Linked DNA regions of Homo sapiens: region 1 is linked to region 2. Evidence: chromatin loops called from intact Hi-C (ENCODE). Cell type or tissue: Calu3. All regions are shown on one strand. Each heading gives the region's core, and the rest is flanking DNA. Links, peaks and the distances in the headings are about the cores only.

The links. Peaks named below come from ENCODE experiments on the same cell type or tissue, not always from the same donor. Only the 100,000 strongest peaks of a DNase experiment are listed, where the experiment ranks them.
Region 1: a loop joins it to region 2, with 1.9 times the contacts of the local background. A loop is called at or near these places in 4 of 110 quality-filtered maps.

What each region holds. Positions count from the first base shown.
Region 1 is chr12:92,540,293-92,545,677 of GRCh38, reverse strand. It overlaps the pseudogene LOC124903118. Among named protein-coding and RNA genes, the nearest start is that of LINC02397, 76 kb to the right of the region's middle. RefSeq lists a silencer at 1,105-1,244. In Calu3, for the core only: no CTCF peak of the experiment used is centred there; a DNase peak (open chromatin) is centred at 2,087.
Region 2 is chr12:92,440,141-92,445,525 of GRCh38, reverse strand. No RefSeq gene overlaps it. Among named protein-coding and RNA genes, the nearest start is that of CLLU1-AS1, 9.8 kb to the right of the region's middle. In Calu3, for the core only: no CTCF peak of the experiment used is centred there; a DNase peak (open chromatin) is centred at 2,625.

The DNA of each region.
Region 1 (5,385 bases), core at 65-5,064, 100 kb before region 2:
TTTGATCACATTTCTTTATCCATTCATCTGCTGATGGACACTTAGGTTGATTCCATATCTTGGTATTACGTGTAAGCTTTTGTTAAATTAACCCTGAATGCAAGGTAGAATTCTTTGGATGGTTTTTTTTTTTCCTGAGACAGAGTCTCACTTTATCACCTAGGCTGGAGTGCAGTGGTGTGATCTTGGCTCACTGCAACCTCTGTCTCCCAGGTTCAAGCAATTCTCCTGCCTCAGTCTCCTGAGTAGCTGGGACTGCAGGCATGTGCCACCACTGCTGGCTAATTTTTTTTTTTTTTTTTTTTTTTTGAGGCATAGTCCCACTCTGTTGCCCAGGCTGGAGTACAGATCTCAGCTCATTGCAACATCTGCCTCCCGGGTTCAAGTGATTCTCCTGCCTCAGCCTCCTGAGTAGCTGGGTCTACAGGCATCTGCCACCATGCCTGGCTAATTGTTTTTGTATTTTTGATAGAGATGGGGTTTCACCATGTTGACCAGGCTGGTCTTGAACTCCTGGCCTCAAGTGATCCACCCACCTTGGCCTCCTAAAGTGCTGGGATTACAGGTGTGAGCCATCATGCCCAGCCTCTGGACAGCATTTAAAAACAGCTGATACCAGGTCTCCACTCCACAGCAATTAAATCAGAAACTGTAGACACTGGGTCTTGGGCATTGACATTAAAAAAAAAAATTCTCCAAAGCATGATGATTGGGTTTTCATGCTAATGTGTGAAATGTGCCTCCCTCAAACCTTGTTACGACAAATAAAATTCTCCCCAGGTGATTCTAATATGAGTCGAGTTGCGACCCCTTGGAGCAGCTGTTTGCTGTTGATGACATAAAGCAAGGAGAGCTGCTGTCTTCTGGGACCCAGCATGTGCTTTTTGACCATTTCTTCCGTTTGTGTGATTATTTCAAATTTTCGAAGTGCTGTTATGTGTCTACATAACACCTTGCAAGCCCCTGGAAGAGACCTTAGAGACTGGCTACACCAGGAGTCAGGAACCCTGGAAAGGGCTAGATAGTAAATATTTTAGGCTTTGTGGACCATATGTCATAACTACTCAGCGGCTGTAGAGTAAGAGCAGCCATAGACAATATGTAAATGAATGGGCGTGGTGTGTTCCAGCAATCTTATTTACAAAACCGGTTGTGAGCTGGATTTTTACCCCTAGCTGTTGTTACTTGCTAACCCATGGTCTACACCAACACTCTGATCTCATCCATGAGGAAACTGCCGTCCACTGGGCGATGTGATTTGACTCAGATCTCAAGGGTAGGAAAGGGCAAACTGGGCTTGAAGTTCAGGTATTTCGACTTAAAACACATAAAAAAAAAACCTCTCCTAAATCTACAATTGGTGAATAGTGTTCTTAAAAATTAAACCATTAAAAGGAGGGTCTTCTCATCTCTACCTTTTGTGTTTCCCTGGCTTTATGGTGCTATGATATGCTGTGTACGTTTCCACTCTCTCCAGATTGTAAGCTCTTCCATAGTAGAGCCTGGGCTTTCTTCAGTGCCACATTCCCACCAGTCTGGGGCAAAGCAGTGCCTGTACCTGTTAGCGTGCTGAATATACTGCAGCCTGAGCATGTGGAGCTCAGTTTCATGTGTTTATTTCAAGACAACAGGGCTGACTGGGCTTCCGGTCATTTCCGGTGATTTCTGGAAGTATCTTTTGATAATATCTAGCCCACTTGCTTGTGTTCTTTATAACTTCAAATAATGTTTATATAATGACAGAAAAAGTTTGGAGATTGTGGCAGTGGGATAAAGCACAGATTAGATGTCTAATTACTTTTAAAAAGTTGACTTTCAAGTTTGGCCAAAAAAAAAAAAAAACACTGTAAGAAATCGAGTTTGAACAGGATTCTTTGCAATATTATTTTCTTTTCGATTTTCTTCTGTGCAGGCTTGCAGTAAAGTATATATGCAATATGTTACTCTTGTCTGTCACATTCAGAAACCTGCCCCCCAACCCCCTCTTCTGTGCAGTCTCTCCAGTTTGACCTTGAGAAGTACTGTTTACAATTCAGTGAACCTGGGTCTCTCCCTTCTTGCTTCAAGCTCAGCAAATGGACAAGAAAAACCTGCAGAACTCGTTCAGCAATTTCAGACTATAAACAAGTAATCCAGAGGGAATAAGGGAATGACTGCAATTAAAGTCTTCTCTCCCAAGGTTGTCAACACTCTAGGTTGAGCAGTGGCCTGAGAAAGTTGCTCATTTCTCAGACAGGCTTGCTTAATGCAAGGTGCAATGGGCTATTATCTAATGTACCTTGCTTTATCAGAACACACATTTCTCTCTGTGTCTCTGTCTCTCTCTCTCTCACACACACACACACACACACACACACACACACACATATCTTCCATATTCACATATAAACACACACAGTTGCTATTGTCTCAGTCTGGATATAGTGGAAGGTGGAATATTATGATCTTACAAGGGAAAAAAAGCTTTTAAAGGGCAATTCAGGGCTGGGCGCAGTGGCTAATGCCTGTAATCCCAGCACTTTGGGAGGCTGAGGCCGGAGGATCACAAGGTCAGGAGATGGAGACCATCCTGGCTAACACCGTGAAACCCTGTCTCTACTAAAAATACAAAAATTAGCCGGGCATGTTGGCGGAATTAGCCGGGCATGGTGGCGGGCGCCTGTAGTCCCAGCTACCGGGGAGGCTGAGGCAGGAGAATGGTGTGAACCTGGGAGGCGGAGCTTGCAGTGAGCTGAGATTGCGCCACTGCACTCCAGCCTGGGAAACAGAGCGAGACTCCGTCTCAAAATAAATGAATAAATAGCAATTCAGGCCGAGCGCGGTGGCTCATGCCTGTAATCCCAGCACTTTGGGAGGCTGAGGTGGGCAGATCACAAGGTCAGGAGATCAAGACCATCCTGGCTAACATGGTGAAACCCCATCTCTACTAAAAATACAAAAAATTAGCCGGGTGTGGTGGCAGTTGCCTGTAGTCCCAGTTACTTGGGAGACTAAGTCTCAGGAGAATCACTTGAACCCGGAGGCAGAGGTTGCAGTGAGCACACTAGCCTGGGTGACAGAGTGAGACTCCATCTTAAAAAAAAAAAAAAAAAAAGGCAAGGCAATTCAATCTGGGGCAGAGTGGCTCAAATGCTTGGGAATTAAACAGAAAGGACAATTTAGTCAACAAATACAGGGTGGCTGTAATGTCATATGATATAATTTTCATATAGCACAGAGCTACATGATTTCATTTATAAATTTTGTACTATGATTCTTTCAGAGATACAAAAGAAATAGACAACATGGTTTCTGACTTCTAGTATCTGGCAATTATTTGAGGAGAAAGCACACTGAATATGTATGTTATTGAAGGAATGGATAATGTACATATTTAAGGAAATGATGAAGACCCCAGATGGATGGAACAGATAACACCTTTTAAACTGATTCAGAGTACAGAACTTTCAGGGTAGAAGGCAATGGCGAGGAGAAGATAGTATTCGACTTAGGTCTTGAGGGATGGATTTGGATGGCAGAATGAAAGGTGAAGACCATGCCAAGTTCAAGCCTGAACAGCAGAAGTGGGGATGAAGTGTACCATCTGGCTGGGGTAGTGCCTTTTCCTGGGGGGTGGTGGTGCCTTCATTGCAGAGTAAGGTGGAAGTGCTTGTGAGAAACTGAATAATGGCACGGTCAATTTTGTGGGCTTGGGTTCAAGACCTAGCTCTGCCACATTCTATCAGTAACTTGGGAAAATTAGCTTAATTTCCCTGAAACTCTTGTTCCTCTTCTGTAAAATGGGGTAATAAAATTGTCCACCTCATAGGTTATTTTGAAGATTAAACAGGATAATACATGTTAATGTGCAATGCTTGGCACATAGTAAGCATCCAACAGGTAAGAACTATTAAATTATGGCAAATCCTGAATGTCAAAAGAAATTATAAATTTCCCGATGTACTAGCATTCATCTTTTCTAAGTATTTGCATGTCACATAAAAATTTCTTCTCAGCCTATCACTTTTTTTTCTCTCCTGTCCCTGGTCCAAGCAATGTTGTCCACATCCTGAAGAACTGCTCCATGAGCCCACAGTAGGACACTCTGAGGCCTGGCTCACCAGACTACATATCATGAGTGAGCACTTGGAAGTTCTAATCTGAGTGATACGGATGACATGTTCTCTGTGCCTTTGAATATCTAGTTTCTCATCTATAACACGATCTTTGAAGCTATACAAGGAGAGAATCAATATCACCTGATCACCATCTTTCGCCCTTTGAAAGGCATAAAATTCTAAGTAAGAATACTACACATCATGCTGTGTATTTTACTGCATGCATGCTAAGCCTTTACCAAACATTTTTAAAGGAAAAGAAGAATAAATTAGGATAGGAGCATTCAAAGGAACCCATAAGATGTCCCCTTAAAGAAAGGATTTATGGATAAGGAAACAAAAGCCCAGGTGGCCGATGTGATATACTTGTGGTCACACAGAGGAGGAAGTCTCCTGAAGCAAACTCAAGGGCGCTTTGTACATCATACTAATCCTACTTGTTGATTTATAAAAGTATTAGCTTCTTTATTTTCTCCTTAATTAGGACAGAGAGTAATTATCATTATTGGGTCCAGAAAGAATTATGCCAATGTTCCAAGATTGTGCATGGAACATTTGTTATGCAAACTGCTGCCCTTCACACATAGAGAGTCCCCATAGGCTATGTCCTCCTCCCTGGGGCTGCCAATGTGTCTAAATTGCTGGGAGCATCTCCCCCAGGCTTATGAACATGAGCTGCTCCTTTGATGGGATTTTGATGGCCATGAAATATCATTTAGGAGAGGGGTTAATGCCTTTTTTGTTGTTGATCTTTCACCTTCAGGGAGCATGAGCCTCTGAGAGATCTGCTTTCACGCCATATTCACAGAAAGGTTTTGCTCAGCCTGAGCCAGGCGGTTGCTGACTGCCAGGGCCAGCGTGTGCCGACTGCTGCTGTGTTTCCCAGCGCTGCCAGCAGGATCTTATTCTTTGTATCTGCACCTCCCAAACAATTCTTCCGGGGCAGCTTTGTCTGTGCCCCTCTGCTGGGCTGAAGGGCTGGTGCTTAGGGATGCATGCATCCCGCCCTTTGCCCTCATGTCTGAGCTGTTCGAATCTGATTTCCAGGGCAATTGCAGTTTGGCGGCTCCCCGGGGCATCCTCTTGAGTGGCTGCTCTGCTGTTACTGTTTGGGAGGCCTCGGAAACTCCCTTGGGTAGTTTGTCAGATGGTCTGATGAGAATAGCAGGAGCCTGTTTTCCATAGTCAGATTGTCATTTTCATCATCATTTTTGTTGTTGAGTTTCCCTTTTTAAAAAATAAAATCATAAAACAGACATACTCTTTTCTAAACAAGTGTAGACTTTTA
Region 2 (5,385 bases), core at 151-5,150:
GGGCTGAATGCGCAGCTAGTCAACAGAGGAGCTGAAAATAGAACCCAGGACTTTCAAATCATTGTTCTGCTCACTGGGCTGTGCTTCCTCCCATAAGGACTTGGTCAAACAATGTCCTGTTTGGCAAAAGCAGAAATCATAATCTACGTATGAGAAACTGGATGGTGAAGAAACGCGAGCCCCACCCTCGGAAAAGATGGCACTGTAGTGTAAAGGGAGTGTGAATTTGTTTCTAGCACTGCAGCTTATAAGTTGGATGCACTAAAAAAAAATGTGTTTAGAATCATTGACTCTGTAATGTGTGGCATTTTGAACAAGGAGTTCTTACTGACTGCCGAGAATGAATTTGCTTGACAACCCACAGAAAGGAAATTTAGAACATTAGAAAGGTTATCATGAAAATGACAGAACCTGTAAATAAGACATTCAGGGATGTGGAATCTGGGGGCTGGTTTTTAGCATAGGGTAGCCAGTGTCACGGGAAGGAGCCAGAAGATGGGTAACTCCGTCATTCTTCACTCGGAGTATGTGTGTGACCCATAGAGAGGGCAGAAAGCAGGGCTAAACAACTTCCCCAAACTCTGAGGAAGAGTTCAGAACTCGTGCGTCTGTGCTGTCATTTTGCAAACGACGTACTTCTCTTTTAGGGATCATCTCCCGGGGCTGATTTATAGTGATCTCCTTGAGAGCAGAAACCCTATGGGCCTCATTGCTGTTGCCCCAATGCTTAGCATGTGGCCAATCCCGGGAGACAGCAGAGCAGAGCCTATAGCCAGGCTTTCTGAGTTTGAGTCCCACCTCTACTGTTTCCCAGATGCTAGGCTTTGAACAAGTGACTTTACGTCTCTATGCCTCAATTTCCTCATTTGTAAAGCAGAGATGGTAATAATAGTTCTTACCTCAAAGAGTCATTATAAAAATGAAATGAGTTACTACTTGTGATGTGCTTCGAATAGTACGTGGTACGTAATAAGCATTCCTCAAGTTTAGTTATTATAGGCAATCAATGCATAATTTGTGAACAGATAAATGTTCTAGCAAACAATAATGGCTAGTTATAATAGGCCAGGTGACTTGCTAAGCACTTTACATGAATTATCCGACTTAATTCTAAACACAGGCATGTGAGATCCCCTATCAGTCCATATTACAGAAGAGGCCACTGAGGCAGAAAAGAACTGGGTAACTTAAGCTCGCACAGCTGGCTGAAGTAAATTTATTGTATGACACCACATCTTTCACCACGACTCTGCCAATGAAATATCTATTTTCTAGGAGGAATACTAAGGAAAAAGCTGCTTTATGATATTTGTATGAGTCTCAAGTATAATCATTTATTTACACTTTGAAAGCATTAAAACATATATACACATATGTAAGATGGTGTTGATGACTAATAAACCCATGAGAAATCCCATTTTAGTCTCATTAGCCTGATTTAGCATATCAAAAGGTGTTAAAAATAATAATTAGCTTTAGGAACCAACAAACAAGTAAAACCAGTCACTTTGACACACCAAAATGCAATTTGATATGCAAGAATCACCTACTCAAGATAACAGCCACTAAATAAATGAACAAAAGAGAGTGTTGAGAACTGAGGCACCATAGTCTTTTGCTTATTTCTTTGCTAAGATGTACTTAGCTGTGATACACATTTTTTATTTATTCATGTACTTTATCTCTTTGAATAGTTCCCTCAGCCAGAAATATGAGTAGAAAGGATGAGATGCTTTTTTGCTTCTCAGATATTAGTTGGAATATTCTAGGGTGTCATGGAAAGCAAACCAAACTTGAGGCTGAGAAATGAGGTTTCTGATTCCAGCTTCACTACTAAGTAATTCCCTCGAGAATTTGAAGAAAATTTCTCGTCTACCTGTGCCTCAGATTTCTCTGTCTAAAAATACAGCTTTGGATCCCATTGACTATAAAATTCCTAGTACCTCTAAAAATATTTCATTTTCCTCCTGGGGATTTTTTTTTTATTATACAGCATACTTTTCCCATCTCTAACCCAACACACAGATTTTAACATTTTTGAAATTAGATTGTTTCACAATTAGAACACAAATTAAATTTAATCATTTTTTCTCTTTTTTCCCTTCTTCTCCTCCTCTTCCCCTTTCTCTTCCTCCCCTTCTTTCTCCTCCTCCTTTTTTATCCTGCAAAGTTGTCATTAAATTGATAATGTATCTCAGAATTAAAGAAAAACACAAAACTCAAACATAAACAACACAACCACTACCACCACAAACAATAACTAACCTGTCCCAAAGGCTTGGTTGATATGTAAATAGATTTGCATACTGAAATTGGAGAAAGAGAATTTTCAAGTGTTATTACTACTTAATTTCTTTTGAGTTCAGGCCCTCTTCCAAGGAATAAATCATAATTTATCTGTAGCAGCTATGATCCCTGGGTTTCCCTGGCCAAGGGTGACAGCACTGTATCAGAAACAAAACACTTACTTTTTGGAACTAAAATGTCTCAATACATTTGACTATGTCATCATCTGCATGTATGTATGACTAATCTACGTGACGCCAATCATTTCTCTGTAGTCAACTGAGAATACTTAGGCGCCCCTCTTTACTCCAGGCACATCCAAGTGGGAGAACAGATGTTCTTTGTTTCAGGAAAGGATGGGGTGAAGGTTAGCTCATGGGTAGAGTTTCCTGTTTCTAATGTTTGAAGCCAGGGAGGTGCCAACAGTTTTAAAGGTCTTATTAAAGGGAGATAGTTCTGCTGGGGCAAGATGCAATGAAAGTAAAATTTGCTCCCCAACTGATGTCTTGGTACTTCAGATGTATATAATACTGACCATATTATTTCCTTTTTAACAATCCTTCAATGACTCTCCTTTTGCCTGCCAGAGACAGGCTAAATGCTTTAGCATTTAGCACTCTCTAAACTGTACCCAAAATTACAGGCAGTTCTATGAACTCATCTTGTTCCTCTGCCCTTGAAATGGCTTTCCCACATCTTCACTTGGGCAACTCATTTGTCAAGACTTAGCTCAGGGCCGGGTGTGGTGGCTCATGCCTGTAATCCCAGCACTTTGGGAGGCCAAGGTGGGTAGATTACTTGAGGTCAGGAGTTTGAGCCAGCCTGGTCAACATGGTGAAACCCCATCTCTACTAAAAATACAAAACATTAGCCAAGCATAGTGGCGGGTGCATGTTATCCCAGCTACTGGGGCAGCTGAGGCAGGAGAATTGCTTGAACCCAGGAGGCGGAGGTTGCAGTGAGCCGAGATTATGCCACTACACTTCAGCCTGGGTGACAGAGCGAGACTCTGTCTCAAAAAAAAAAAAAAAAAAAAAAAAAAAAGACTTAGCTCAGATGTCATCTTCCCTTTGCAGCCTTTAGCACCTTACCAATTAGAGTAGGGACCTCTTAATTGTGGTCCCAAGGCAGCCCATACTTCCCTCTATCCAAGGGATTCTCAAACCTCCCTGCAGAATGGAATCACCTGGAAAGCTATCAAAACATAGCAATGCCCAGGTCTTACTCACAGGGATTTTGATTTCATTGGTCTGAGTTGGAGTCAAGCATCACTATATAATATAGCCAGGTGGTTCTATTATTCAGCCAATGCTGAGAACCACTGCTTTATTGTAAATCTTGCACCATATTGTATTATAAGTCTTTGTTTATCCTTCCCAAGATTAAGTTTCTTGAGAACTGAAATTATTTTGTATTGATATGCATATCGCTTGAGATTTTTAAAAAAATTCCAAGCACTAGGAAGTGTTCAATAAGTAGTTTATAAATAATAAATGTATGACTGAATGAATGAATAACGTGTACACATCCCAACCACCCACCCATCTATGCTTAGAAGCTTGCTTACATTCATGCAGCTGTTCAGGGTTAGAAATTGTGGAAAATAAAAGAATCAATGTGGATCCCAGGTGTCTGGAGATAAAGGATGTAGTCTAAGAGGAGTTTCTGAGGAAACAAATAAAATATGGCCTGAAAGAAAACCTGCAAAAGTTTGAACTAATTAAGAACAGGTGCTGAAAAAGCAGGACTATGAAATCTGACCTCAGCAAGAACTTTGGGAGAGAGATTAATACAAGAAGAGATTCTGGGGCTTGAGATGGGGAGAAGGGAGCAACCAGCCCTAATGCAGATCAGCTTCTACCTACATAAAGTAGAAATACAAGGACGAGTCTTAGCTTTCCCTTAAGGCCCAGAGTCCAGACCCTGAAAGTCAAGATGTCCTAGTAGCCAGAGGGAGAATTAGCAGAATGGGAGTCAAGCTTGATATTCAAGCTTGAGTATCATGAGACACAGCAGTGCTCCATCTGCTCTGTGAATCTGTATCTTCTGGGGTCATAGCATGTGCTAAGTGCTTTATATATGTTATCCCATTTAATATGAAGAATTAGGTTTATGAAATAGGCTTTATTATTTCCAGTTTCACAGATGAGGACACTGAGATTCTGGGGAGTTGAGTAAGCCTCCTAAGTCACCTAATTATAATTGATAAATGTCACCTTCTAAATGGCCAGTAGGGATTACTGACCTGACAACCCTGTATGGAGGAGATGTATGGGAGAAGATGAAGAGATAGGTTGGAGGTCCAATATCTCTATCAAGAAGAGGGCTTTCCCTGCCAAGTCCTGCCAATGGACTAGGAGACAGCAGATGAAGGAACCTTTATGGATAGTTGCCTTTAATTTTAGAAAGCTCCTACTTGTTTGGGCCAGGAACCACTACGTGACCTTGAACAGTGAAAACACGATACTCTCCACTTCTGGACTCCCAGTGAATGTGTTTGTGGAGGCACTTACTCTTTCTCAGAGAAGGAGACATGAACAAGAACACTTCGAATTCAGTCATGCTATAAGATAGAAGAACGTGTATAAATATTGGATTGCCATTTTTTAAAAGAATGAGTTCTTTTTATTTCATAACACAAAAACTTCTTATATTCCATCTAATATGTCATTAAAATTTAAATATTTGATCTGCCATGTTAAGGGGAATTCCCTTTTCCTCGACCTCCCTCTTGACTATTCATAGTCTATTCATAGTCTATGTTTAGGAAATCTTGTCTTCTCGCGTGTCTTAATAGACATTTAGTTTCCAAAACAAAGTCTGATCTTATTAGTCTAGCCAATCAGTTTTGTCTGTCTGCATTAAGGAGTGATGAAGATGCCTGCAGATTTTAGTCTGCTAAAAGATATCTTCTCTTTTCAATCACCTGTGATGACTAGTTTTCCTGGAATAGTTCGTGCAGTCACAGCCTTGATGCCAAGCATGTTGGAGCTACTGTTCTTTCACCCAACTCTGTACACAATTTCTGTCTGTGGAAACTATAATCACTCTTGCTGCTAAAGATGCCAGGAATAGGTTGGCATTGGAAATTTCTTTGGC